2 separate regions of the Homo sapiens genome follow, and region 2 is linked to region 1. Evidence: read pairs that join two places in POLR2A ChIA-PET (ENCODE). Cell type or tissue: OCI-LY7. All regions are shown on one strand. Each heading gives the region's core, and the rest is flanking DNA. Links, peaks and the distances in the headings are about the cores only. Region 1 holds the start of BBS7 (Bardet-Biedl syndrome 7). Region 2 has its middle 7.8 kb from the start of EXOSC9.

Region 1 (16,787 bases), core at 3,176-11,175:
TTTTTTTTTTTGAGCCAGGATCTGACTCTGTCATCCAGGCTGGAGTGCAGTGCAGTGGTGTGATCATAGCTTACCGCAGCCTCGACCTTCTGGGCTCAAATGATGTTCCCACCTCAGCTTCCTGAGTAGCTGGGACTACTGGCATGCACCACCATGCCCAGCTAAATTTTTTTTAAGAGATGGGGGTCTCGCTATGTTGCCCAGGCTGGTCTTGAATTCCTGGAGTCAAGTGATCCTCCAACCTCGGCCTCCCAAAGTGCTGGGGTAATAGGCCTGAGCCGCTGTGCCCAGCCTGTTTTATCTTTTATTTAAAATATCATATTAAAATTTACAGATATCTACACGTAACTATATAAACACAAAAGAATATACACAAAACTGTTAAAAAGAGGCAACCTCTGGAGTAATGGATTATTCACAGAGATAGACGGGGAGTGAGAAAAAAGCATGCGGTGCAGAGGGAAAGACTTCAACTTTATTTTCTACAGATCTTTAGTAATTATTTTAAAAATAATAAGCATATGGATCTCTTGTCAAAGCAGAATCCTAGAATTCAGTCAATTTCTAATTGAATGCTAAACAGCTCCTGTTAAAAGCCTTGTTCAAAACAATTCATATTTAAAAGCATAGGCTATGGGGGAAATTAATCATTCATAACTCTAAAATGAACCTTTTTTCTTTTCTTTTTTTTTTTTTTTTGAGATGGAGTCTCCCTCTGTTGCCCAGGCTGGAGTGCAGTGATGCAATTTCAGCTCACCGCAACCTCCGCCTCCTGGGTTCGAGTGATTCTTGTGCTTCAGCCTCCTGAGTAACTGGGATTACAGGTGTGTGCTACTGCACCCAGCTAATTTTGTATTTTTAGTAGAGACAGGGTTTCACCATGTTGGCCAGGCTGGTCTCAAACTCCTGGCCTCAAATGATCTTCCCGTCTCAGCCTCCAAAAGTGCTGGAATTACAGGTGTGAGCCACCATGCCTGGCCTAAAATGAACCTTTAACATTACTTTGTCCCTGGGGGGTAAAAACCTCATAGACTCACTGGATTTTTCCTTTTACAAAAGGGCTGATGCCAAGAAATGGCCATCTGACTATGGAATTCCAAAGAGTGAGATAGCCTGTGGTGGCATGGACTTCACAGCTCAACTTTTTCATCAACTGCACCAACTATATCAGCCTGTTTCTGATACAGTTCATCTAACTGTTACATGCTATTTACCTTTAAACATTATTTTAAGCATCCTATAGAGTGTGTGTGTGTGTGTGTGTGCATATATTTTATTGAAAGTCACTCTCAAGAAGATATAGTGGTAACTATTATTACTCATAACAATGACCTGAAGCAGTTGTTTTAGCCAATCGTGGTTTTTACCAGAAATATAAGGACATCAAAATGAATTTTCCCTCTATCACTCATTTACTTATCCAACATATATTTACTGAGTGCTTATTCCATATACTTCCATAAACACTGGATAAACTCAAGTTATATAACATCCTCCCTCCAACCCAATTTCTTCCTTTAATTTGATTTTTGGGGAAGATAAAGGTGATGGAAGAAGAAAACAAAACAAAAAGGCAGGTAAAGGTTCTCTGTAGTCAAAGTACTCCATTCTGATAATAGCTCAGAAATTGTGTATGGTGAGGCAAAAAAAATCCTTTTTCTTCCAAATATGCTTCTCTTAAAAACTTACAAAACAACACATTTGACTCAAGTTAAAAAAATTAATATGTCAAATTATTTAAAAATTGTTTCCACATGTTTATAAAAGCCCTTAAAACAGTAACCACTAATTTATCTCAAGTACATAATGTTCATTGATATTCTTTCACATAATATAAAAAATTAGAAAAATACAAATAACAGCAACCTGTAAAACTCTGAGCACTCTGTCCTGGCAGGCCAATACAGGTGTGATACGAGATAATCTTTCCACTGGAAGGCAGATCACATCATTGATTTTATCCCCAGAAAGGTAATAATGTTGGTCTTTGCAGTCACAATAATGGTTATAGATGTAACTTGCACTGAGAAAGAGGTCTGAGCCAGATATGTGCCTGAGAACATTAAAATAGTAATTTTTAAAAATAAGCACAGGTACTGAATTTTTTTCAGAGATAAAAACAGAAAAATGTATACAGTTTACTAACATTTTATTATAGACTTAGAGAACACAGTTTTTAAAACTTTCTCCTAGTTAATTCCTAGTATTTTTGGTATAACACTGTTTTTGATTTTGAAAGCTGAAAATGAGGATGTTAAGGCCTCGGGCTTCTCAATAAAAACTGAGCTCAGAAAAATGGAAAACAAAGACAAGATAATGATAATTTAACTGTCTATATCCAAAGACAATTAATACATCAAAAAATGACTTCTTTGTGTACTATGTGCCAAGCACTATCTTAAGTGATTTTTATGTATTAGATCAATTAATCATCATAACTCTATAAAATAAGGACCATTATTATTCCTTTTACAGGTGAATAATAAAATGTAAAATAACTTGCCTAATGGCACCTAAGTATTAAGTAGTAGATTAGACTGCAACTCAGTTTTTTGCTCGAGTTAGCTTTCTTACTACCACACTAAATTGCCTGAAAAAGTCTATTTTAAGTGATTCTACCTCAAACTAAATGATAAACAGCAGAAAAAAAAAGATTTCATTAGAACTTTATCTTGAAAAAAGAAATGAAAACAAGTTTATTTCATATTACATTTAACAAAATTTAGTCAATAGTCATAACTATATTCTAATTCTTAGACTGAACTGAGTTTTCACTTGGGTGAGCTAAAATGTCTTGACAAAAATTATATTTAAGTGTGATATATTTTTCACTTCTAGGTTGTTATTACCATATTTATCATAAAGAGGGTAATTTTATTTGAATGTTTCATGTATTCCTCTACCTCCAAGTTCTATTAAAAAATTTTATATTAAAATTATTCTCTGAAGAGCTTATCCTATAATAATCCTCCCTGATTTTCTATTCTTCAGTTATTAAGTGGCCTCACTTTGTGGCTCTGCATATGATTGAATAGTCCTCTTACTATTTTTATCAATTTCATGAAATTCTCTATGTTTTTCAAAATTTTAAATTCCATTTTGAAACCAATCTGTATTATATTTGCATTATATTGGCCAAAGTACTATTTAGCAATCTCTATTGTTGACATGAGTGGGGATACATGGCAACATTAAGCAGGAAAGGATATGTGGTGACTAATGTTAAGTGGTCAGTTTCCTTACTGAATATCTTCAAGTTATAACTTTTGTTTTCCTATAAAACCTTACAAATGTGGGGATTCAGACAATCAATTTTCAAAAATTGAGTAAAGAACTTTTCTATCCCATCTTTGCCACTCTAGTAAAAACATTTAAGAAACCACTTGAAGAGACTGTTACTGAGAAACTCTCTATCTTTCTCACACTACTATCCATATAACTGTCCGAATGTAGAGTTATGCTATTAACACATTACTTTCAGTATTCCATAATTATCATTGGCCATGTCTATATACAAGTGTATTTCAAAAGTGTTACTATTCTTGTTAAACCATTTGAAATTACATATTTCCACTTATCATGGTTTAATTTTAATCTAATTTCACCAAGCCAATGTTTTACATCCCAAACATCAGGAGATGTGCTGTGCATTATACAAAACTTTGGGCTGAATCAGTTGTTTCTAGCCTAAGAGTCTGGCTGATTATATAACTTGGCTGCACTAGATTCAAAGGAAGAACTTAAAAAATAAAAATAAAACCTACTCCTGGTTATTTTGATTCGGCAGGTATGAGGTAGGACAAGGAATTGTTTAAGTGGCCCAAGGGATTCTTCTAAGTAGCAAATATAAGAAATAATGAATTAGATGAATTTTAAAGCCCTTTTCAGCTCCCTGTGATTCAAAAACTCAAATCTGAATTGCAAAATCTCACATATCAGGCAGCCATTTAGGGAGCTATATTTCACTTAGAGTCTTACCTGATATACCTGAAATTATACCCTATTGGTAATCACTAACTTTGACAGCCAGCCTTTTAACATAATGATGCTACCTGAAAACCAGAACTATCAAAAATAGCCAAGGAACATAAAGCTAAATATCTAGATTTATTTTCAATTTTTTTGATACCTTGATCATGAATCAAACTGAACCAAGTTGTCAAAAATGATTGTATAAATACTATAAAGTTCTTTAAAAAAATTTCAACAACCAATTTAATATTGATTGTAGGTCAAATTTAGTTTCTGACTAATAAAATACCTTTAGTTAATTTTATTTTCCAGAAAGCCTATTAAGATATGATACTTAGTTGCCTCACATCTATCCAAAATATTATAAATAAGTATGTAAAAATACAAAAGAGAACAAAAGACATACATAGCTTTAATGCTTTCAGTGAGGTTTGTTTCAAAGGAGAGGAACTGTTTTCCTCTTTTTGTGAAGCCTCTAATCTCAGATGCTGCAGCAATAAAAATTTTCTCCTGAGGTGTGTTGATAACCCCTCCCAGTTCCAGCCTTGCAATCTTCGGCCCGGGTAAAGTCTTGAACACTGCCTGAAAAAAATCATTCAGGAAAAAAGTACACAAATTACTTTATTGTGAGCATTTTTTCCTTTACAATAGAAAATGTTATGATGTTAAATTTGCAAAATATTATAGTTCCACTATATAGAAATAATTTTAGATAATAATCTATATACTTCAGCAGGTCTTCAGGTTTTTTGCTATACTTAACTTTTAAATATATATTCCCACACATATTTGAATGATGTCATTGAAATCTAAATCCTTGTAATTCAAAGTACAGTTCACTAAGCAGCAATGTTAGCATCACTAAATTTATTTAAAATGCAGCAGATCAACTGAATGAGAATCTGTATTTTAACAAGATTCCCCAGCTGGTTCCTATGCCTACTGAAGTTTTAGAGGCATTGGATTAACAATACTCCTACGAACAGGGAAGTCCATTTGGCAAATTCTTTAATGAGGTCCAATGAACATGTTTTTACACTTCAATCATCTTTTAAAACTAATCTTTCCTGGCTTCTTTACAATTTTTATAAATTTTAATAGTTAAAGGACTATAGAATTTACTGAAAATGTGAATGTATGACTTAATACCTATAATCATATATCTATTTAACTGAAAACAATATTCATTTCATTAATTTTTTTGTGGTTATTTTCCATTTTATTATTTGCACCAGCTTCTTCTCCTCCACTTCCTCCCCATGACTTTATATACAGAGAATAAGATATCTGGGAGAATATGAATAATGGAAACACTGAGTTTCTGGTAGTTTTTATTCTCTTCATCTTTCTGGAAATTCCATATAATATATAATGAATACTAGAATTCACATCTCAGACTCATCATTCTAAGTTTCTAATTATGATCTGTAAATATGATAATGTAATAGTAATAACTTCCTTGATTAGGTTAAATTAAGTGGAAAAGGTTGTGGGTTAGTTGCTTCCATGATTACATTATGCTACATAAGATTCTTTCTTAGCAGACTACAGAAATTTCCTGCTGGCTTTGATGAATTAGATTACCATGTTGTGAGAAGGACTGTAAGAGAACCACAGAGCAAGAAATTGCAGAGACCTCAAGGAATTGAGAGCAGCCCCTGGTTTACAGATGTTAATAAAGTGGGGACCTCAGTCCTATAATAGCAAGGAACTGAATTCTGCAAACAACCACATGAGCTTGGAATAAGACCCCACACTCTAGAAAGGAACACAGCTCAGCTGACATCTAAATTGCAGCTGTGTGAAACCTTGAGCACAAACTCCTGTGCTACAGAAACTGTTAGATAATAAATGTGTGTTGTGTTAAGGCCCTAAATTTGGGGTAATATATTACACAGCATAGAAAAGTAACCCACGACCACAGGATGCCAAAGGTGCCTTACAACTAGCTAGCAAATTACTTTTGTGCTACCCGCAGACTCATATCTCACATAACTACTTACCTCAGAACCCATTTTCCATTACCTGTATTTTAGGAAATTTTTAACCTAGTATTATTCAATAAATAGTGCATTCTCTTTTAGAAAACCATTTTTCCCCTTCACAAAGCTATACTTACTGCTGCTTCTCCTTTCTTCATGCCAAAGCACATAACTACCCCATCATGATCTCCAATAACCACCTGTAATAGATGGAAGATAATCTAAAATTACTATTATTAATATTATGACCTAATAATTATATACAGGGAAAGCAAGATTCTTAATTTATAAATACTGACTTAATAGAGATCAGAAAATCTAGGAAAGACACCCCCACAAAAAATAATCCTCAAAAGAACAAGAGCCAAAAGAGAAGGATATGGAGAGTCATTAGAAAAGTAATTGGCCATAGATTTTGTTCCTATAATGTTAATAGGACAACACAATATATTTTGTTTTGCTTTTTTTCAACTTTTATTGTAGGTTCTGGGAGTCCACATGCAGGTTGTTACGAAGGTATACTGCCAGACAACAGTTATGGACAGAAATGCCTACAAAGTAATTTTTTTTTCATAACTGGAGCATAAGAACATTTTAAGATTAACTTTTAAAACAGATTATCAAATAAAGTTGTGACTGACATATTTAATAATTTTAAACACCTTTTTTAAAAGAAAAATTTTAATGTATGAAAATGTACACAAAATATTATAATGAATTATCATGTGCCTATCACCTAGTTTCAACAATTACCAACATGTAGACAATGAATTGTTTTGAAATAAATATAGAGGGACATTTTAACACTTCTTCCTCAAAAGTAGATATCAAACAACCTTAGACCAGTTCCAGTACGTGGCCTGCTGGGTACCAGGCCACACAGCAGGAGGTGAGCAGCGGGAAAGTGATCATTTACAGACTGAGCTCCGCCTCCCGTCAGATCAGCAGCGTCATTAGATTCTCATAGAAGCACAAACCCTATTGTGAACTGCGCATGGTTGTATGCTCCTTATGAGAATCTAACTAATGCCTGATGATCTGAGGTAGAACACAGTTTCATCCCAAAACAATCCCAGCCCCATTGGTGGAAAAACTGTCTTCCACGAAACTGGTTCCTGGTGCTAAAAAACTCTGGGAGCTCTGATTTAAGAAACTACTACTTATCAAGTTTAGGCATAGTATCAAACAGAGAGTCACAATCATCTGAAAAAGCTATTTAAATACCCCTCCTTATTTCCAGCTATGTATCTGTGTAAGCTGGATTTTCTTCAAATATTTCAGCCAAAACAACATAGCACAGCAGATTGAATGCAGTAAACAAATATGAAAATCTATGTGTGTATGCTTATGCCAGGACATTAAACAAGTTGCAAAAAGTATAACATAATGACACTATACTCACTAAATTCTTTGTTTTGAAAAATAGTTATTTTTCATAAAGACATGTTATGTAAACATGTAATAATTTTTTTAAAATAAAATAGTTTAAGCATTTCTTAGTTTTCATTTTAATATAGTAAGTATTGATACATACAACTTACATAAACAAATGTTCTTTGGGATCCTCAATCATTTAATTGTGTAAAGGGGTGCTGAGACCAAAAATTTTGAGAAGTGCTAATCTAGTAGACTTAATACAGTAAATGACAATCAGAAATCTGTTGGTTTATCTTTTTTATTTTATTCATTTATTTTTTAATTGACAACAATTGTACATATTCGTGGGGTACATAGCAATGTTTCAATACATATAACATATACTGATCACACTGGGATAATTAGCATATCCATCATCTAAAATACTGATCATTTCTCTGGGTTAGGATCAGTCAATACCTTCTTTTTAGCTATTTGAAACTATATATTGTTAACTATAGTCATCCTATAGTGGTATAGACTACTTGAGTTTTTTCTTCCTATCTAGCTATAATTTTATATCCTTTAATAAATATCTCCCTATCCCTCCCTTCCCTCTACCCTTTGCAGCCTCTAGTATTCTCTGTCCTACTTTTTACTTTAACGTGACCAACTTTTTTTAGCTTCCACATATTAATGAGAACATGTGGTGTTCAACTTTCTGTTCCTGGCTTATTTCACTAAACATAATGTCCTCCAGTTCCATCCATGTTACTGCAAATGATAGGATTTCATTCTTCTCTCTCTTTTTTTTTTTTTTGAGACAGAGTTTTGCCCTTGTCGGCCAGGCTGGAGTGCAAAGGTGCCATCTCAGCTCACTGCAACCTCTGCCTCCTGGGTTCAAGCGATTCTCCCATGTCAGCCCCCCAAGTAGCTGGAATTACAGATGCCTGCCATCGTGCCTGGCTAATTTTTGTATTTTTAGTACAGATGGGGTTTCACCATGTTGGCCAGGCTGGTCTCCAACTGCTGACCTCAGGTGATCCGCCCGCCTCAGCCTCCCAAAGTGCTGGGATTACAGGCGTGAGTCACCATGCCTGGCCAGGATTTCATTATTTTTTATTGCTGAATAGTATTCCATTGTGTATATATACCACTTTTTTTTATACATTCATCTGTTGTTAAACACCCAGGCTGATTCCATATCTTGGCTATTGTGAACAGTGCTGCAATAAAACATGAGGCTGCAGTTGTCTCTTTGATATGATGATTTCCTTTCCTTTGGGTAAATTCCCAGCAGTGGGGTTGCTAAATCATATGGTCGCCCTATTTGTAGTTTTTGAAAAATCCTACATACTGTTCACTATAGTGGATGTACTATCCCACCAATGGCACAGAAGAGTTTCCTTTCTCCACATTCTTGCCAGTATTTGTTGTTTTTTGGTTTTTTGTTTTCTTGTCTTTTTGATAACAGCCATTCTAACTGGGGTAAGATGATACTTCATTGTGGTTTGATTTGCCATTTTCCTGATGATTAATGATGTTAAGTATTTTTTCATGTTTTTTTGGTCATTTGTATGTATTCTTCTGAGAAATGTTTAGATCATTTGCCCACTTTTTAATCAGATTGCTTGTTTGTTTGCTATTGGTATGTTTGAGTTCCTTGTATATTCTGGATATTAATTCCTTGTTGGATGAGTAGTTTGCAAATATTTTAAATCCCATTCTATAGATTGTCTTTTCACTCTTGTTGATTGTTTCCTTTCCTGTGTAGAAGCTTTTTGGTTTGATATGATCCCACTTGTTTATTTTTGCTTTTGTTGTTTGTGTTTTTGAGGTCTTATTCATTAACTATTTTCCCAGACCAATGTCCTAAAGCATTAACATTTAGGTCTTTTTTTGTTTTTTGTTTTGTTTTGTTTTGTTTTTTTGAGATGGAGTCTTCCTCTCCTGAGTAGCTGGGATTACAGGTGCCTGCCACAATGACAAGCTAATTTTTTTGTATTTCTAGTAGAGATAGGGTTTCACCATGTTGGCCAGGCTGGTCTTGAACTCCTGACCTCAAGTGATCCACTCGCCTTGGCCTCCCAAACTGCAGGGATTACAAGTGTGAGCCACCACACCTGGCCACATTTAGGTCTCTGATCCATTTTGTGTTCATTTTTATATGGGGTGAGAGGTGGGGGTCTTGGTTTCATCCTTCTGCATATGAATATTCAGTTTTCCCAGCACCATTTATTGAAGAGGCTGTCCTTTCCCCAGGGGCTGTTCTTGGCTCTTTTGTCAAAAATCAGTTGGTTGTAGATATGTGGATTAATTTCTGAGTTCTCTATTCCATTTTATGTTCTCTGTGTCTCTGTGTTTTTATGCCAGTATTATGCTGTTTTGGTTACTACAGCTTTGTAGTATATTTTGAGATCTGGTAGTGTAATGCCCCAGCTTTGTTCCTTTTACTCAGGATTGTTTTGGCTATTTGGGGTCTTTGTGGTTCCATACAAATTTTAAGATTTTTTTTCTCTTCCTGTGAAAAATGACATTGGTATTTCGATAGAGATTGCATTGAATCTGTAGATTGCTTTGGGTTGTATTGTTATTTTAACAAAATTAATTCTTCCAATCCATGAACATGGGATGTTTTTCCATTTGTTGGTATCCTCTTTAATTTCTTTCATCAGTGTTTTATAGTTTTTTTTATAGAGGTCTTTCATTTCCTTGGTTAATTTATTCCTAAGTATTTTATCTTTTATCTATTATAATTGGGATTGTGTTCTTGATTTCTTTTTCAGCTAGTTTGTTGTGTATAGAAACACTACTAATTTCAGTATATTAATTTTGTATCCTGCAACTTTACTGAATTCATTTGTCAGTTCTAAGAGTTTTTTGGTAGAGTCTTTAGGTTTTTCTATATATAGGATCATGTCATCGGCAAACAGAGATAATTTGACTCTCCTTTCCAATCTGGATGCACTTTATTTCTTTTTCTTGTATAATTGCTCTGGCTAGGACTTCTAGTACTATGTGTAATTGTTGATTCATCTTGCTAAAATGTTTATATATCAGGATAAAGTATTTTTTTGCAGCTATTAAAATATTTGGCTAGTCTACTAAGAAACTATAATTGTTTTGTGGAAATCATAGGATCAACATTTCTTTAAACATAATCAATATTGTTAGTTAAGTACAGTTTAACATCAAAATATTTAATGACTTTAAAATATGAGAAAGTTTAAAGAGAACATTTTCTTGATACCTTATTCTGCTTTATATTTCTTTTTTCATATACACATCTGACACACAGAAAAAATGGAGTATGGTTTTTAAGTTTGCCTACACTGTTTACTAATGGTATATAATAATTTTAATGTCCAAGAAAATTATTGTCTATAAATGTCCCTTGGTATTCCAGTTTCTGTTCAAATTAAAAAATTCATTTCCATTTTAACATTAGCATTTTTAAGAGAATAACTTAATAATAAAGAAGGAAATAGGAGCCTCTCCTCTGTCACTGCTAGGGAATAGTGGAGAAATCAGAATCTATACAGTACCTTTTGTGTAGCTCTGTGTCTTGAGGCAGGAATTAGCTTCATAGTCTTCTGAGATGTTACTCCCACCTAAAGAAAAACACCAGATGCCTAGTGAATTTAATTTGAAGTTATTACAGAGATTAAAATAAGTTATAGTGAACCTTTTTGTTAAACTGAAATTAGTGATATAACTATTATCAGTAATTAATTTATTTTCTAATGAGATATGTCATATTAGTCAGAATACATATAGGAAACAACCAAAATAGTAAAATTTATCCTATAAAGTTGTCAAGCCAAAAATAGTTGTGTAAGATGACTGGCAAGATGCTTTACTAAAAAATATCTCTAGAAGCCTTCTTTTCCAACTGCATACAGTTGTTCAGCAAAGTGATTCAAGAACTTTGAAAATAGATTATAGTTATTAAAAATGCAACGGAAGACCACATGCAGTGGCTCATGCCTGTAATCTCAGCACTTTGGGAGGCTGAAGTGGGAGGATCACTTGAGCCCAGGTGTTCAACACCATCTAGGCAACACAGGGAGACTCTGTCTCTACAAAAAATAAAAAATTAGCTAGGCATGGTGGTGCATGCCTGCAGGCCCAACTACTTGGAAGGCTGAGGCAGGAGGATAACTTGAGTCCAGGAATTTGAGGCTGTGGTGAGTCATGATCATGCCACTGTACTCCAGACTGGCTGCGTGACAGAACAAGACCCTGTTTCAAAAAAAAAAAAAAAAAAAAAAAAAAAAAAAAGAAGATTTATGCTAAAATACCAAATATGATAATGGCCATAACATCCAATCTAACAGGTGAAGATTATTTTACAAAAAAATACAGAGGATGAAAGCAGCAGGGAACTGTCACTGCTGGTGTATAGTTAGGAGAAGAGGATGGGACCAATGGGAGAGGAATTGGTGAAAACAACACATCATGATAAAACGTTCATATAGTATAAATGACTTTATTCTGCATTCCAGAAAATTGTATTAAAGTCATCTGCTTAGATTTGTATTTCTGAAACATCAATCTAGCAAGTGATGTGAAGGATGGCTTGGAGGGAGATGAAGCTGGAGTTCAGGAGCCCAATTTGGAGGTTATTTCAATTATTCAAGCAAGAGAAGATGAGAACCCAAATGAGGGTAATAGAGATGGAAGATATGGGACAGATTCAAGAGATATTTGGGAGTTAAAAGCAGTAAGATGTGGTGACCAGTTGGATATGGAAGTACATAGCATAAACCCCTAGAAAATTGACTGGGCAAACATTTGTACCATTAACTAAAATGAGGTGGCCTAAAAATATGATGAGGAATTGGGGTAGAGAGAATTTTAGGTCTGAAAGAAATTCTGAAAGGCAGTGTAGTGTAACAAAAATACACCAGTTCTGGAGTCCGAGACTTTGATTCAAATAGCCACTCCCTAATTTTTAGCTATTAAGCAAATTACTTGCCTTCTCTAACCCCTTAGATCCTCATTTATAATATTGTCTACTTTGCAAATTCTTATGAGGATTAAATATGTTGGTAGGTATGCTAAATTCTTAGAATAAGCTAGATGCACATTAAACTGTTGTCATTGCTTTTTTTCCCCCTTTCGAGACAGTCTCGCTCTGTCGCCCCAGCTGGAGTGCAGTGGCATGATGTCAGCTCACTGCAGCCTCCGCCTCCCGAGTTCAAGCGATTCTCCTGCCTTAACCTCCCGAGTACCTGGGATTACAGGCGCCCGCCACCACACCGGGCTAATTTTTGTACTTTTTGTAGAGAAGAGGTTTAACCATGTAGGCTAGGCTGGTCTCGAACTGCTGACCTTAGGTGATCCGCCCGCCTCGGCCTCCCAAAGTGCTGGGATAACAGGCGTGAGCCACTGCCCCCGGCCCGGTTTTCATTGCTTTTACCATGATCTGCCTGGTGCGGTACAGCTCACAGTAAGAAACAAGTGCCTGGTGCTCCGCAAAAGGGTCCGGGTAGAGATGGAGATTGAGGATTAGAGGCCCTCAGGCAGCCACGGCTAGGGAGGAGGAGAAGGGCCCTGGGGGGAATCCGGGATGAGACAGTGTCACATTTTCAGAGCATCCTCAGGACCCGGCAGAAGCCAGTACCGTGGGGGCTTGTGCCGCTTTTCCCCGGTCCCCTCGGACCGTCACAGACGAAAGGGAGCTGCCCAAAGGCGGGGTGCTGAGAGGTCGGCACCCAGCCCGGCTCCTTCGCCTCCGCACCAGCTCCTGGCGACCGAGACTTTCGTCAGTGGAAGGAAGGAATCCTCTCCGGGTGCTGGGCTTGCCCAGCGCGGCGCCCGCCCTATCCCTTGGGTTTACCTGCAGATAATCCATTCGGTTTAAAATCAGATCCATGATGACTACGCGGAGGGGCTAAGCAGCGCCGGACAAGAACAGGAGGGACAGAGGCTTCGGGCCCGCAGGCCTCCGACCCAGTCAGAAGGCTGCCCGCGCCCCTCAAAAGCCAGCCCCAGCTACCGCGCCTAGGTCCTGGGCTGCACAGGCGGGGCGACAGGGCAGTGGCGTCCTGCGTGACGTCAGTACGCTGCTGCGAGGGGCTCCTGGAAGAAGATGAAGGCCCGCCCCTTTCCCGAAGCACCGCCCACTGACAGCGTGTTCCAATCAGAGGCGGAGAGGAACAAAAGAGGCGAGGTCCGGGAGACCCATACAGGGCGGTTTCCACAGAGACCCCAGACGCAGTCTTGGCTCCACCCTCACCGCGGCCCAGGGCTAATACTGGACTTCTTTCCTTATCGCTGTAGAAAAAACTAGATAAGCCTGCTAGATTCTGACCGATTTCACTCTGACATTGGAAAGGGTCCTACAAAGAATTAGGTTCCACCGTTATAGGTGCTAGCTTACAGCAGCGGTTCTTAGACTTTTGGCCTTAGGACTTATTTACAAGACTCTTAAAAACCGTTGAGGAGCACAAAGACCATTTGCTTTTTGTGGGTTTTCTCTCATTTTTAATGTTTTTTTTATTTCAATAGTTTTGGGTGTACAGGCGGGTTTTGGTTACATGGATGAGCTCTTGAGTGGCGAATTCCGAGATTTTAGTGTACCCGTCACCCACCAGTGTACACTGTACCCAATATGTAGTATTTTATCCCTCACCCCGCTCCCAATCTCCTCCCTACCTGGAGTTCCCAGAATCCATTATATCGCTCTGTATGTCTTTGCATCCTCATAACTGAACATGCAGTATTTGGTTTTCTATTCCTAAGTTACTTCACTTAGAATAATGGCCTCCAGTTCCATCCAAGTTGCTGCCAAAAGATATTATTTCGTTCCTTTTTATGGCTGAGTAGTATTCAATGGTGTATATATACTACATTTTCTTTATCCACTCGTTAGTCAATGGGCACTTAGGTTGGCCCCATATCTTTGCAATTGCGACTTATGCTGCTATAAACATGCGTGTATATGTGTCTTTTTCCTTTGGGTAGATACCCAGTAGTGGGATTGCTGGATTGAATGGTAGCTCCACCTTTATTTATTTATTTAAGGAAACTTTATACTGTTTTCCATAGTGGTGGTATTAATTTACATCCCCCAAGCAGTGCAAAAGTGTTCCCTTTTCACCATATCGACACCAACGTATATTTTCTAAATTTTATTTTTTATGTTTATTTTTTTTTTTTTGAGACAGAGTCTTGCTCTTGTCCCCCAGTCTGGAGTGCAATGGCACTATCTCGGCTCACTGCAACCTCCGGCTCCCGGGTTCAAGTGATTCTCCTGCCTCAGCCTCCCGAGTAGCTGGGATTACAGGTGCCCGCCACCACGCCTGGCTGATTTTTGTATTTTTAGTAGAAACAGGGTTTTGCCATGTTGGCCAGGCTGGTCTCGAACTCCTGACCTCGTGATCCGCCTGCCTCATGGCCATTATTGCAGGAGTAAGGTGGTATCTCACTGTGGTTTTAATTTGCATTTCCCTGGTGATTTAGTGATGTTGAGCATCTTTTCATGTTTGTTGGCTATTTGTATATCTTCTTTTGAAAAATGTCCTTTGCCCACTTTTTGATGGGATTGTTTTTTTCTAGCTGATTTGTTTGAGTTCCTTGTAGATTCTAGGTACAAGTCCTTTATCAGATGCACAGTTTGAAAATATTTTCTTTTACTCTATGGGCTGTTTACTGATTATTTCTTTTGCTGTGCAGAAGCTTTTTAGTTTATTTAGGTCCCATTTATTTATTTTTGTTTTTGTTGCATTTGGCTAATGTCCAAAAGAGTTTTTCCAATGTTATCTTCTAAAATTTTTGTGGTTTCAGGTCTTAGATTTAAGTCTTTGATTCATCTTGAGTTGATTTTTGTATAAGGTGAGAGATGGGAATCCAGTTTCATTCTTCTACCTGTGGCTAAACTAGTTTTCCCAGCACCATTTATTGAATAGGGCGCCCTTTTCCCAATTTATGTTTTTGTATGCTTTGTTGAAGATCAGTTGACTGTAAGTACTTGGCTTTATTTCTGGGTTCTCTATTCTGTTCCATTGGTCTATGTGTCTTTATTTATTTATTTATTTATTTTACCTGTACCATGCTGTTTTGGTAACTTGCCTTGCAGTATAATTTGAAGTGTGGTAACGTGATGCCTCCAGATTTGTTCTTTTTGCTTATTATTGCTTTGGCTATTCAGGCTGTCTTTTGGTTCCATATGAATTTTAGAATTTTTTTTTTAGTTCTGTGAAAAGTAGTAATGATATTTTGATGGGAATTGCACTGAATCTGTAGATTGCTTTGGAAAGTATAAAGACCATTTGTTTATATGAGTTACCTATTGATTTTTACCATATTAGACATTAGAACTGAAAACAATTAGTGTTTTTTAAAAACCTATGACAAATATCTTAATGAAAAAAATATTTTCCAAAATAAAAAAATAAAATAACTGGTACTGTGCGCAAATCTATTTTCTGTCCATTTTAATAGTAGACAGGAGGAGCTTCAAATCTGCTACTGCATTCAATCTATTGTTATATGTTGTTTTTGTTCATGTATATGAAGAAAATTTGGTCCAAACTCAACAAGTAGTAGTTTTTTGAAAGGTTAGTTGCAATGTGAAATGTGACTTTGTTACACAACATCAAAAAATTCCATCTGTTAGTATCACCATGGATCTCATCAGTAAAGTCCCGAGTATGGGAGATCTGTCAAACTTAGATGGTGAATACATATTTTCCAAAATTCAAATTTGTGCTTGAAAGTTTGAAATTTACACATTGGCAAGAAATGTCGATTGTTTTCCTTGAACTGATAGGTTCCCTTCTTGAATTCACAAGAAAGTAAATGCCAGATATCTAAGTCTGAATAATCATAATTTGTGAGTAATTCCTTCAAATAAAAAGTGTCCCATGAAAAAAGCAGGAAGTTCAGCTAGCAGCTCAATCCCACAAGTGCTTTTCCTTGAGACAACTAATGTATTTCAGTATTCAGTAGAAGGATTTTATACATACTTCTTATGTCCTCACATAGAACATTTAAAAAGACATATTCAAGAGTTAAGATGTAATAAATGAGGGCTGAATCAGAAGAAAGAAAAAAGAAAAAAAGATAATATTAACAATGTTGCTGCTTCGTTAAGAACATTTTTATATGAAATGGTTTTTGTTTCCTATCAGTGCATGTTATATAGAATATGGTGTCTACTAGTACAGTTTGGAGCCACTATTTTGATTTATGCTTAAGCACTAGCAGTATTAACCACCATTGTTTCGGTACCATCAGTGCAAATGTCAGCAGAGTGAAATGGCAAATCACAACTTAGTGTTATGAAAATAGTTTCAAAATTGCAGACAGCTGTGAAAAGGCCTCAGGAACCACCCCTGCCCCTCGGGGCCCCACAGACTACTACTGACCCATAGTGACCCAGGATTTAAGAGCTGACATTCTTTGACTCACTTTCATCGGTCCTTCCTTAATGTGCATAGAGCTCTGCCTGGGGAAATACAGATAAGTTCA
Region 2 (13,970 bases), core at 5,045-13,044, 69 kb before region 1:
ACATTATTGCAGATGACTGAAACACCATCTATCCTTCTCGAGGCTTTGAAACTATTTTAAAGAAAAGAAGGTAGTTTCATTGAAATGTTCCACATTTCATTTATATAATGTCAACTAAAGGTTCTGTAGAGTAATTAATCCTGTTTAACAGTTTTCTCTAGCCAGGTGCCATGGCTCACACCTGAGTAATCCCAGCACTTTGGGAGGCCCAGGCAGGAAGATTGCTTGAGCTCAGGAGACCAGCCTGGACAACATAGGAACACCTTGTCTGTACAGAAAATTTTAAAAATTAGTGGGGCATGGTGGTGCACCCCTGTAGTCCAAGCTACTCAAGAGGCTGAAGTGGGAGGATCGCTGGAGCCCAGGAGGTCAAGGCTGCATGCAGTGAGTCGTGATTGCACCACTGCACTCCAGCCTGGGTAGAGTGAGACCCTATCTGGAAAAAAAAAAATTGAAAACAATTTTCCCATAACAAAGATGTATATTTATTTTAAATACAATATTTTCTAATTTAATGATTTAATGTATTTATTTGTTAGTTTCAGAGAACCTGAAGGCTTACACTGGAAGTCTGTTATAATCACGTTGGTCTTACCTATATGCGACATATGACTAGTAGTCTATCTTGTTAGATGTCCTAAACATGCATAGCTTCCCCACTAAAGAAGAGAAAGCATCAAACTAATAAATGCCTGACTTTGGCAAGTTACCTTATTTATCTAAGCATCAGAATCCTCATCTAGTTCTGGTTGTTGGGAAAATTAAATGTATGGGAGTTGCTTTGAACAGTGCCTGGAACATGGAAAGAATGCAAAGGTGGCTATGAAGATTACTCTTGCTAGGCAGTACCATTTAGGCTTGTGGCTCCAGGTAAACATGTTTCCATCTTCATCCTTTTCCCACTCTTCTCTCATTCATTCATTCATTCATTCACTCATTCAATATTTACTAAGCTCCTTCCATATTTGAGGCCCAGGCAGTGTGGATTAAAAAGTGACTACAACAGAACTTAATGGGAGACACAGCCAGGCAAACAGACCACTTTAATCCATGCCATAAATGCAAAGATGGAGGAAGTATCAAATCTTCAGGAGCACAGAGCGGGGGTTTAACCGGGTCTGTGGTTTCAGGAAAGGCTTTTTGCTTTCTCTGAGATGCAACCTGAAGAATGCTTAGGAGTTTGCCAGCATAAAATGTCAGGGAAAGTCTTTCAGGCAGGTAACCCCAACGCAAATGGCTGAAGTTAAGAGAGAACTTGGTACTTCTGAGTAATTTAAAATAATTCAGTAAAGTTTAAGATTAGATGAACAGGAAAGTTTTTAAAGATGGGTCTGAGGAAACAGACAGGAACTAGATGAGAAAAGGCATTGTAAACCATGGCACAGGGTTTGGAATGTATCTTAAAAGCAATGGGAAGCCATGGGAGGGCTATATGTAAAGCAGCATTGTTAGATTTGTGTTTTGTTTTCTTTTTGGGGTATGAAGTCTCACTCTGTTGCCGAGGCTGGAGTGCAGTGGTGCAATCACAGCTCACTGCAGCCTCAGACTCCAGGCTCAAGTGATTCTCCCACCTGTCTCCCCAGTGGATGGGACTGCAGACACAAGCTACCATACCTTGTGTTTTAGAAGCATCATACAAGATGTGGAAAATGAACTGTTCGAGGGCAACACTGGAGGCTAGGCAGTTAAGTCGGAGGCTGATACAATAATTTAGGAAAAAGATGATAGTGACCTGAGTTATGGTAGTGACAATGAAATTGGATAAAACATATGGGTTAAGTGTTTAGTAGGTGGACTCAGCTGGACTTGGTGATTTATGAGAAGGAGTGGGTGTGGTGACGGAGGAATCAAGAATGATACTCTGGTTTACTGGCTACTGGGGTATTGCCATTCACTCAAGGGAACACAAGGAAGAACAAGTTTAGAAGAAAGATAGAGTTCGGCTGTGGACACAGTGAATTTGAAATGTCCCTGGAACATCTGGAGACACTGAGAGCCCAGAGAAGAGGTCTGGGCTGGTACAATAGATTTAGATGTCATCAGCATATTGCTGGTAATTGAAACCATGGAAGTGGAAAACTAAAGAGAGTGTATAAAAGGAGACATTTTCTAGGACAGAATCCCATGAAACACTGGCACTTAAGAGATGAACTGAAAAAGAGGAATCCCCAAAAGGAACTGAAAAGGAATATCCAAAGAGGTAGAAAAAACAGAAGTATAACAAGTCACTGAAGTCAAGAGGAAAAGGTACTTTGAGAAGAACACTAAAGTCAAGAAAAAACAGTATTTCAAGAAGACAGATGATATTAAATGATACAGAAAATTAAGAGACTCAATATTTATTAGTTTTAACAAGGAGATGTAGGTCTATCTAGATTCCACAAACACACACAGAGACACTTACACATACATACACATACTCACACACTTTAAACCCTCAGATAAGAGGCTAATGTTCCCCTAAGAGACAACAAGGTCTGGTCTCGCTTGTTTTTTTCTCCTACCACCTCCATCTTTTGCAGTTTCTTTGTGACTCATCTGTAGCCCTCAGCATACCAAAAGCAAAAAGAGAAAAGAAACAAGGGGTAGGGTACAACTCGAAAGTTCTGTGACCAAAACTGAATCCATCTCAGTAGTACCCTGATTCTAGCTGGGGCTTTTTGTTTTGGGTTTGGGGGGGGGGGGTTGTTTGTTTGTTTGTTTGTTTTGGTTTTTCTTATTATTGTTGTTGGTTTTGATGCAATCATGGCTTCCTGCAGCCTCAAACTCCTGGGCTCAAGGGATCCCCCCCACCTCAGCCTCCAAAATAGGTAGGACCACAGGTGCATGCCACCACACCAGGCCTGTCTTCCTTCCTTCTTTTCTTCCTTCCTTCCTTCCTTCCTTCCCTCCTTTCAGTTTTTTTTTGGTAAAGACAAGGTCTTGCTATGTTGTCCAGGGTGGTCTCCAATTCCTGGGCTCAGGCCATCCTCCCCCGTCAGCCTCCCACAGTGCTGAGATTACATGTGTGAGCCACTGCATCTGGCAAATTCTAGCTGTTGAACTGAAACTTCCCAATAGAAGCAAGTTATCATTATTTTAAAAGTAAACTGCAGAGATAAAATGCTAACTTGACCACTGAAGTCATGAAGTTTAATTCTCATCTCCTAAGAATTCAATTGACTCCTAGAAATTTTAAGAAGGGAGATCATGGACTATACATTTCAACATTTCAGAACTTTTACTACCAACTTTTGACTCAGGCAATACCATCTAGATAAAACAATAACAACAACAAAAGTACACATAGCTCAATTTCTTTGCTATGTTTAAATGATCACAAATTATTTATTAAAGAAAAAATGCAGTAGGAAAAGCTTGCCACAAAGAAAATGACTGACTTATTCTCAAAGTCCAAGTATAACTCTGAGAAATTCAAATGTATGAAAGACATAATTTCAAGGGGTTAGATATATGAACATTTTTACATTTTCATTTTTTAAACTCCTTTAAAACATATGGTTTAGTTAAATAGGATTTATTTGCAGGGCAGAAGAATGTCACATTATATGACTCACATCCTACCTAAATTTTCCTGTTGGAGCTTTTCCTCTGACAGATGAGTAATCTCATTTTATGTTGGATCAGACCCACAATTTGATACGGAGTTATGGCCTGAAATAGGAGCCAGTTGCTAGCTGTAGAATTCAAATGCTCTCCAAGTACAATATAGTTATCTCATTGCTTTAATAAAAAATTAACATTATGTGGGAAATTTCTGATGGTCTTCATCACTAACGAAGTATACCCAATTTTGATCCTGAAGAGAACCAGAAGTTCCCCTAAATTCCAAAAAATGCAAAGAAGGCAAATACTGTACACTAAATAGAATGAAGAGAGATCCTGCATTCAGCAAAACAGCTGATGCCAATCAGATTAAAGACCTGCACAGAGTAACAGAATCAACATGAGACTAAGCTTCTTCATCTCCCTGCCCCATGTCTCCACCATGAACTCTTCAACCAATCAATGATCTCTTCACTTCCGCCCACTCTCAAACCTTTAAAAACCCAAGCCCAAACTCACTAAGGGGATGGATGTGAGGTTTCCTCCTATCTCCTAGTTGGGCCAGCCCAATGATTAAACCTCTTTCTTTGCAAACAAAAACAAAAAATAGTCAAGTGAGGCTGTTAAAGAAAGAAAGAAAGACAGAAAGAAAAAGAATGAAGAGCTTTATACTGATTGCAGACAAAATTCTAAAACAGGTGATCAGATAGTCTGTAATCATTTAGAAATGTAAGAGGTGACGATTAGGCATCAGCATGGGCTCAGCACAATCGAATTTTACTAGAGAATATAATGGTCCTATCAAAATAGGGTTATTTTTGGAAAATAGATTTGCCAAGCTGCTATCATACACACCAGAGAGCCTAAAAAGATGAAAACTTGAGTTATTTAGCCATAACAGAGTATACAAATATTCTATTGGCTATGTTATAATTTACTATGACTTTGCAAAGTCACTCATTCAACATATATTTATTGAGGGCTTGCCTCATGTCTCACACTGTGCTGAGTGCTTATCTATGAGGTAGAAATTGTTATCATCAAGAGGCAGCAGCATGTGACTTAAGCACACAGACTTGGAACCAGATAGCCTGCATTCAGATCCTGACCTTGTCACTTAAATGGCCATGTGACCTTGAGAAAGTAATTTAATCTCTGCCTCATTTTGCTCATCTGTAAAGTGGAGTGTAAGGGAATTGTGAAGATTAAATTAATAAATGCAAACATCTTAGTACAGTGTCTGGCATGTAATAATTGTTCTATGAGCATCAGCTGTAACAATTCCATTTTCAGGAGGTGCTATTGACAATGTTTGTGTTTCTCTCAAAATAATCCCCTAATAATCCCAATGTTTGTGTTTCTCTCAAAATAATCCCCTAATAATCCCCAATATGATGGTATTTGGAGGTGGTGCATTTAGGAAGTAATTAGGTCTTAGGGGTACCCTTCTAAAAAGAGACACAAGAGCGAGGCTGTCTCTTCACCGTCTGAGAATATAGCAAGAAAGTTGCCCTCCGCAAACCAGTGCCTTGATCTTGGACTTTCCAGCTACCACAACTATGAGAAATAAATTTTTGTTGCATAAGCCACCCACTTTGTGGTATTTTATTATATAGCAGCACGAGCTGCTTAAGACAAGAGGTAAGTAAGATCATGTGTCGAAGACATCACAGTTTCCCCAGCAAAGATCTAAGCCCAAGGCTGTCTGATGCCAAAGCCCATGCCCTGAACCACATCAGAAATGGCATTTAAAAAGTGTGACATTTTTGGCTTTCAAAAAAACATTTGACATCCACTTCTTTCTACTTTTACTTTAATAATGTATCCAGATATGCAAAAGACCTAATGTGTCTGGGAAGCTATTTCTGGGTCTATATGCCGAAACTTTCCTAGAGGCCAGGAAAGTTACTTAGAACATTGGGCTTGCAACTTTGAAGGCTATACCTCTCCTATTTTAAAAGGTACATCATGGCCAGGTGCAGTGGCTCTCACCTGTAATCCCAGCACTTTGGGAGGCCAAGGCAGGCAGATCACCTGAGGTCGGGAGTTAGAGACCAGCCTGACCAATATGGAGAAACCCCATCTCTAGTAAAAATACAAAATTAGCTGGGCATGGTGGTGCATGCCTGTAATCCCAGCTATTCGGGAGGCTGAGCAGGAGAATAGCTTGAACCTCCCAGAGTTCTGTAATTATAGGCATGAGCCACTGTGCCCGGGCCATTTACTTAATTATTGACTCCTCACATTTTCAGGTTTCCTCAAATGCCCCCTCATCAAAGAGGCCTCTCTCCTGATTACATTACTTCACAGTAACTTCTTGGCCACTCTCTCTCACCGGGCTTTACTTTTCTTTGTATCACCTCTCATTACCAGGCACTACTGATAGTTTGTTTATTACTTTTTTGTCTACCTGTCTCTATAATATAGGCTCCAAGTGACCTGTTCTATTTTGTTTACATTATCCCAGTGCTTAAAATAGAGCCTGGCACATAGTAGGTTCGCAAAGAATACTTATATAAATGACTGAATTCTTATAAATTTTTACTTCTTACAAACCTAATTTTTATTAGTAATACTAGAAACAAAAATTAAGGGAAACTCCCATTATCAAACTTTTTTTTTTTTGAGAAAGGGTCTCACTCCGTCACCCAGGCTGGAATGCAGCGGCATGGTCACGGCTCACTGCAGCTTCAACCTCCCAGGCTCAGGTGATCCTCCCACCTCAATCTCCCAAGTAACTGGGACTATAGGTGTGTGCCACCACACCCGGCCAATTTTTGTATTTTTTGTGGGGACAGGGTTTTGCCATGTTGCCCAAGCTGGTCTTGAACTCCTGGGCTCAAGCAATCCTCTTGCCTCAGCCTCATGAGTAGCTGGGATTATAAGTGCACACCACCATACTTGGTGTTAGCAACATCTTGATAACCTCAAATGTTGAAAAAAAAAAAAGGCAAATGGGGATTTTATTTATACTATCATCAAGGTGAGAGTAGTCTAGTGAATTACGAGATTCATAAGTAATGCTCACCTGAGAAGAGTTTGTGCTCAAAGTTGCATTAGTCATCTTTTGCTTCTTAGCAGCCTAAAGCAGCATACACTTATTATCTCATGGTTTCTGTGAGTCAGGAACCCAGGCATACATTAACAGGGTTTGCTTAAGGGTCCCTCTTAAAGCTACAATCAAGATGTCAGCGAGGGCTAAAGTCTCATCTAAAAGCTCAGCATAGGAAGCTCAACAAGCTCACTTCTGTGACTGTTGTCAGGCTTCAATTCCCTTTGAGATATAGATTTAGGTCCCAAATATTTACCTGGCAACTGGCTGCAGAACACCCTCAGTTCCTTGTCATGTGGGCCCCCTGACATGGAAACTTGCTTTATCAAATCCAGCAAGAGAGGGAGTCCGCTAGCATGATCGAAGTTATATTTTCTTATAATCCAATAACAGAAGTGTCATCCCCTTAATGTTGAGGTATTCTGTTGATTACAAGTAAGTCATTCAAGGGGAGGGGATCACATAAGGCCCTAAATATCAGGAGGTATGAATCACTGGGGGCCATCTTAGGGGCCTGTTACCACTGAAATACTATCTCAAAATAATATTATATTGCTTGCTAGAGAAATGTACGCTTCAGCCAGGCACAGTAGCTCACACCTGTAATCCCAGTAACTCAGGAGGCCGAGCTGAGATGATCACTTGAGGCCAGGAGTTAAACTAACCTGGGCAACATAGTGAGACCCATGTCTAAAAAAAAAAAGATAAAGAAAAGAAACGTGCCTACATGATACCACAGTCCAGCCTAGGCTGTCCATGGTCACCTCATGGGAGAGTCAGCATCGTCTGGTGTTCTCCCATTTCTGCTGAAGCTGCTGCCTCTGAAACAGCCTAAGCCTTCCTTGTTAGACAACTTTAGGAAGAAGCAAGCAGGGTAAGAGCGAAGAGATACAAAATAGAAACTTTTCCTCTTAAGTCATTTATTTGAATAAGGAGTTGATCAATGGTATGGGTACAGCATCCCTGGGAGTTGGGCTAATGGAGAGCGGCCAACATAGTACAAATAACGTATTCTGTAAGAGCCTATCCATCAAGAACCAGGGCCACTTTTGCATGTAGAACTCCTCCTATTGCTTGTGATAAAAGCTCAATATCAACCTCACTCTTGCCTGTATGCTAGCTTTGGAATTGTAGTCAGACTTCATATGTCTCTTTGCATTAATGAGCCCTACTTCATCATTATACTTCTAATTGTGTGTCAAGTTAAAGCATGAGAAATTGAGTTTGGATAATCTAATAATAGCAGCTTTATTCTCTATATGGATATCAGATGGCAAAGTAATTAAATGAGGAAAGTTAAGATCCTCACAGAGAGAAAGGCAATAACCTGGTTTGGTGTTAAGAGTGAAGAGAATACACTTGCCATAGAAATGAATTCCCATTTACAAGAAGCAGCACAGAGTACAGTCTCTGGAGTCAGGCTGTCTGGGTATGAATCCTAGTTCTGTGGCTTACTAGCTGTGCAAACTTGGACAGATTACTCAATCTGTCTGTACCTTGTAACATAGGCATCTGTAAAAGACAGATAACGAATACTGGTTCACTGTAACAGATGGACCACACTGATGAGGGCTGTTGATGGGTGGACGAGGTTGTGTATGTGGGGGAAAAGTGTATGGAGACTTCGTGTACTTTCCGCTCAATTTTTCTCTTAACCTGAAATTGTTCTTAAAATTGTCTATGAGTTTATAAAATCATGATGTTAAAATATGCCTCAAGATTAGATTGTCACTGAAAGCACTCCTTCCACAAAGTGAGTGAACAGCAAGTTAGCAAACATTGTAGGGAAGTACCTCCTATTGAACTTTGCTGGCACCAATCACACTGCCTAGCACATAGCAGGAATTCCACCTAACTCTGGAAATCTGTAAGCAGGCAGTTAGCACTGCCTTATGGGAACAGGGGAGTGGAGGACACCTCCCCTCACATTTTGCACAAAACAGACAGGGAATCCTAGAGCTAGATAAGATTGGATATATATCTCTCTCCTAGAAATTTAGATCAGGGCTTCTCCAACTTTAACGTTTATAAGAATCACCTGGAGGGGGCTGGGCACAGTGGCTCATGCCTGTAATCCCAACACTTTGGGAGGCCGAGGTGGGCGGATCATTTGAAGTCAGAAGTTGGAGACCAGCCTGGCCAACATGGCAAAACCCCATCTCTACCAAAAATACAATAAATTAGCTGGGCTTGGTGACACATGCCTGTAGTCCCAGCTACCTGGGAGGCTGAGGCAGGAGAATTGCTTGAGCCAGGAGGTGGAGGTTGCAGTGAGCCGAGATCACACCACTGCACTCCAGCCTGGGTGACAGAGTGAGACTCCCATCTTAAAACAAAAAACAAAAAACAAAAAACAAAACATTACTATTTGAGACTGTCACTACAACAGTTACTACTGTTACTACTTGAGACTGTCATTACAAGACTTACTACTGTCACTACTTGAGACTGTCATTACGAGACTGAACGAAAACGGACGCATGCAGAAATGAAAACTTAAAACAAAAGAAACTGTTTTAAAGGAAGGGACCAGGGGAAAAAGAAGAGGGCTCCTTGCTTCTAGTGAGCAAAGGCAGCAGCCCCTGAGCTTCTGCAGCCCTTCGTATTTATCGGGTAGAAAGAGCAGGGAGAAGGAGGTAACAATTGGTCAGCTGCTTGATTGATCACAGGTTCACGTTATTGCTAACAGGCTTCACATGTGCCTAACCACAAGAAACACCTGTGCCTGGGTTGTGACTCCCCTCAGCATTCCTTCTGGGCGGCAGATGCAGTTTGTCAGTTTGCCAACATCCTGCTTTCATGAGAAACAGTTTGCTGTTTACTCATATAGCCTTCAGTTGTATGCTGAGTTGATCATGACCCTCATTCTTTTGGCCTTCAACATATGCCCTGCCAAAAGGATTCAAATATTGTTAAAACTCTTTGAGAGAAAAACAAAACACAGCTTGCTAGCCTGTTTAGTTCCTCTCTCATAACCTCTATCACCCTCAATCCATCCAAATAAACTCTCATTCTAAGTAAACGCAGTGTGATTACCAAGCAAATGCAGCCTTCTGAGTTCTTCAGTCCCTTTCGGCCAGATTACTGATCCTAAACTCTTCCTATTTATAAATTCCAAAAGGTCTACTGAACAGAAATCATCTTTATCCAAACTCTTGCCACTTTTAAATGTGATCCACTGCCCAGCAGCATCAGCATCACCAGAGAGCCAGTTAAAAATGCAAATTTCCAGGTCTCTCTCTCCTGCCTCCTTCTTGGGCTCACCCAGCTAATCCAGGATAACCTCCCCATTTGAAAACCCATAACTTAATCACTGCTGCAAAATAACTTTTGCCATATAAGGCAACATATTCACAGTTTCCAGAGATTGGAATGTGGAAATCTTTAAAAGAGGCCATTGTTTTGCTTACTATACAACACTATAAGTTATTTACATGACAATTAGTTTAATTCACAATAGCAAATTCCACTTATTTTATTTGTAGAAAACTAAGTGACAACTTTTCTAGATCATATTTATTGCTTAGACATTAAACAATATAATTTCCTACAGATTTCTATCGATGAGCATGAATCTTCTTTTAATAGATGAGAACAAATCCAAGGGCATCAGTGATGTGTCCAAGATAGAGCCATATGCATAATCTAAGTGAAATGAAAATGTCCCTTCCCTGAATTATCTTCTAATTTGTTGTATTTTTGATAAGCTGAAAATGGATAATTTTTTATTCCTCTAAATACATTGTAAAGCCTTAATAATAATAATATAGCTTCCTGGACATAACAAATGATATAATCAGAGTCAAAGGAAAAGCTCTTTTCAATATCCAAGGAAGCTAGAGATGGACTGGATAATCTAATGGACTTAAAAATCTATAATTCCCATAAAACATATGCGAGGGAAATTTGCACTACATTTTTTTTTTTTGAGACGAAGTCTCACTCTGTAGCCGAGGCTGGAGTGCAGTGGCGCGATCTCGGCTCACTGCAAGCTCCGCCTCCCGGGTTCACGCCATTCTCCTGCCTCAGCATCCTGAGTAGCTGGGACTACAGGCACCTGCCACTACGCCCGGCTAATTTTTTTCGTATTTTTAGTAGAGATGGGATTTCACCATGTTAGCCAGGATGGTCTCAATCTCCTGACCTTGTGATCCACTCGCCTCAGCCTCCCAAAGTGCTAGGATTACAGGCGTGAGCCACCGCGCCAGGCCTGCACTATATTTGACATATTCAGTTGTCAATACATAAAATCTTTTCAACATATTAACTGATAAGTGGTTTCCCGTTTGAATCTTGAAAAAAAACAAAACAAATGTCTTTGTTAAAATGTAGTTGAAAGTCAAAATTCCCTTAAATAAAAAAATTAGCTAAGTATGGCCAAACAATAAAAAGAAAACATAACACCTTTTTACTTTTTACTTTTTCTGATAATAAAAGCTATTCACATGCCTTACAGAAGATTTGGAAAGTTCATAAAGAAAAAATAGCAAAATGAAATAAAAACCTTTTCCCAAAATCCTATCACTCAGAGATAACCATTTTTAATATTTCATATTATACCCTTCCAGGATAACTTTTGGTACACCAAATTCTATACAGACAAATTGTACAGCAGATATATGGTAAATAAAATGGTAAGCTTTCATTTGTTCACTCATCCACCCATTTTTTTCTTTTTTTTGAGATGGAGTCTCACTCTGTCATCCAGGCTGGAGTGCAGTGGCACAATCTCAGCTCACTGCAACCTCTGCCTCCCAGGTTCAAGTGATTCTCCAGCCTCAGCCTCCCGAGTAGCTGGGATTACAGGTGTGGGCCACCATGCCTGGCTAATTTTTGTATTTTTAGTAGAGACAGGGTTTCACCATGTTGGTCAGGCTGGTCTCGAACTCCTGAACTCAAGTGATCTGCCCACCTTGACCTCCCAAAGTACTGAGATTACAGGCATGAGCCACTGTGCCCAGCCTTTTTTTATTTTTGAGATGGATTCTTGCTCTATTGTTCAGGCTGGAGTGCAGTGGTACAATCTCAGTTCACTGCAACCTCCATCTTTTGGGTTCAAGCGATTCTCCAGCCTCAGCCTCCTGAGTAGCTGCGATTACAGGTGTGTGCCACCATGCCCAGCTAATTTTTGTATTTTTAGTGGAGACGGGGGTTTCACCATGTTGGCCAGGCTGGTCTCAAACTCCTGACCTCAAGTGATCTGGCTGCTTTGGCCTCCTAAAGTGCTGGGATTACAGGCGTGAGCCACCGCACCTGGCCTCCACCCATTAATTCTTTCACCAGATGTGCTAAGTAGGCCATTCATCCTTTGATTCACAAGGTACACTACCAGTCTCAGTGGGTGCTACAAAGGTGAAGAAGACATAGACTTTATACTCTAGTAGAAATGTACTAGAATTCCTTCGGACACACTTTTACAAAGACCAACTCAAATGTATTGGCTCACTAGAATCGCATGGGGTCAGGAAAGGGCATTTCTCCAAGAAATAGAAGGCTGCTGGTCAGACAAAGCAACTGATGTTCAATAAAGAGAATGCACACTCAAATAGTTTGTTGAGAACTAGGTTATTTTTAGACAGATCATCCAGATTAATATGCTGATTCCAACTGATTCTTCTTTTAAGAACAGAAGGTGAGGCCAGGTGCGGTGGCTCACTCCTGTAATCCCAGCACTTTGGGAGGCCAAGGTGGGCGAATCACCTGAAATCAGGAGTTTGAAACCAGCCGGACCAACATGGTGAAACCCCATCTCTACTAAAAATACAAAAATTAGCCAGGCGTTGTGGTGCATGCCTGTAGTCCCAGCTACTTGGGAGGCTGAGGCAGGAGAATTACTTTAACCTGGGAGGTGGAGGTTGCAGTGAGCCAAGATCATGCCACTGCACTCCAGCCTGGGTGACAGAGTGAGACTCTCTCAAAAAAGAAAAAAAAAATAATAGAATGTATCACATTACCTGACACATTATCTGAACCTCTTCTTAACCTTCCAAACTTATTTTTCCCTGAAATCATGAAACAAATTTTCCTTTGGCATTCAAAAATTTCTTATAAACACAAGGTTGTAAAGTACATATATTTTAGGATGGTATGTAGATGTAAGTGGAGATGGGTCATACACCTTTGGATTAACTCGAAAATAAAAAGACAAAAGCAAGAGTGTTTAAATTAGAATATAAAAGTGAAAGTAGAAAAGAACAGTGGAAATTCAACAAAAGTGGAAGGAAAGCAAAGTAATCAAGCAGCAGTTTCAGAAAAGCAATCTGTCATGCTGAGTTTGGGCAGTTTCATGGGAAGCCTTTGCCAACCCAACAAGAAAGGAGGAAACTAACATTTGAATAGCTATCATGTCCAAAATGTTTCATCAGATGCTTTCATTCAGACCACTTAACACAGAATAATTGTTATTTCCAATCTGAAGATACAGAACCCCCAAATCAGAAAGAATATTTAGCTCACTCCAAGTTCATTTGAGCTGAACTTTATCTGAAGCCAAAGTCCATTCTCTTTCCATTACCAAGCTGCCTTGCAGTAAATAACAGGCTATTTCAACAAAGGTCTATTTCATCGCTGAAGGGAAAAATTACCAAATGGCCACTGAAAGAACTCAAGGATTTAAATGAAGAACTTATCAACCAGGAGTTCTGGTATGAAACTGTACTATAAAAATGAATTCATGTTGCTAAAGAACTTAAGTGGTTAGTACCCTGTAATCCCCTTGCCGATTTTGAAAATTAATCATTTCTGTCCACTTTCCTCCTTCTTCACAATTTCTCTCTCCAGACCATGTGGAGCTCATCTCATCTCAGTTTTTGCATATGTTACTCTTTCTGCTTGAAACACTTTTCCTCTCCAGATGGCATCAAGGGTGCTCCTGCTCAACACCAAAGATTTACTTTACTTTAATGTCACCGCTACAAAGTCACCTGTTCCTGCAACTACCCCTATTAAGATAGCATTCCTATTCTCAGAGAGCACTTAACACTGTATGAAATTGTTCTATTTGTTTAGGGTTTTTTGCCTTTTCCAAAAAGAATATAAATTCCTTGAAAGGATCTTGTCTACCCTGTTTCTCCAGCACTTAAATTATTCTTGGACAGAGTAGGCCCTCTTCAAGTATTTATTGAGTACATGGATTGCAAGTGGTACAAAGTGAGACTAAAATGTATCACTGGTAGAAAAAACTTGTGAGAAGCTACCAAAGAAGCCAGAGAAAGACTGCGTAGGAGTTACAGTGCCTACCACCTCTAAAGCAAAAGGAAACAAAATAATAATATGCAAACACTTAAATAGTGCTTATTCCATGCCAGGCACTGTTCTAAACATTTTATGTATATATTAACTCATTTTTATTCCTCAGAATAAATAGGTTTCT

The links. Peaks named below come from ENCODE experiments on the same cell type or tissue, not always from the same donor. Only the 100,000 strongest peaks of a DNase experiment are listed, where the experiment ranks them.
Region 2: POLR2A ChIA-PET joins it to region 1 with 11 read pairs; 8 of 35 experiments call an interaction of 5 or more read pairs at or near these places.

The regions. Positions count from the first base shown.
Region 1 is chr4:121,857,126-121,873,912 of GRCh38, forward strand. BBS7 (Bardet-Biedl syndrome 7) reads right to left here and starts at 13,349. Exons shown (of 19, transcript NM_176824.3): 1 at 13,153-13,349; 2 at 10,856-10,921; 3 at 6,092-6,154; 4 at 4,379-4,554; 5 at 1,867-2,053. The coding sequence starts at 13,188. BBS7-DT (BBS7 divergent transcript) reads left to right here and starts at 13,526. Exons shown (of 1, transcript NR_186650.1): 1 at 13,526-15,721. RefSeq lists an enhancer at 13,050-13,279. In OCI-LY7, for the core only: no CTCF peak of the experiment used is centred there; no DNase peak of the experiment used is centred there.
Region 2 is chr4:121,786,556-121,800,525 of GRCh38, forward strand. No RefSeq gene overlaps it. Among named protein-coding and RNA genes, the nearest start is that of EXOSC9, 7.8 kb to the right of the region's middle. RefSeq lists enhancers at 2,358-2,407, 7,939-8,233, 13,957-13,970 and a silencer at 7,939-8,233. In OCI-LY7, for the core only: no CTCF peak of the experiment used is centred there; a DNase peak (open chromatin) is centred at 9,316.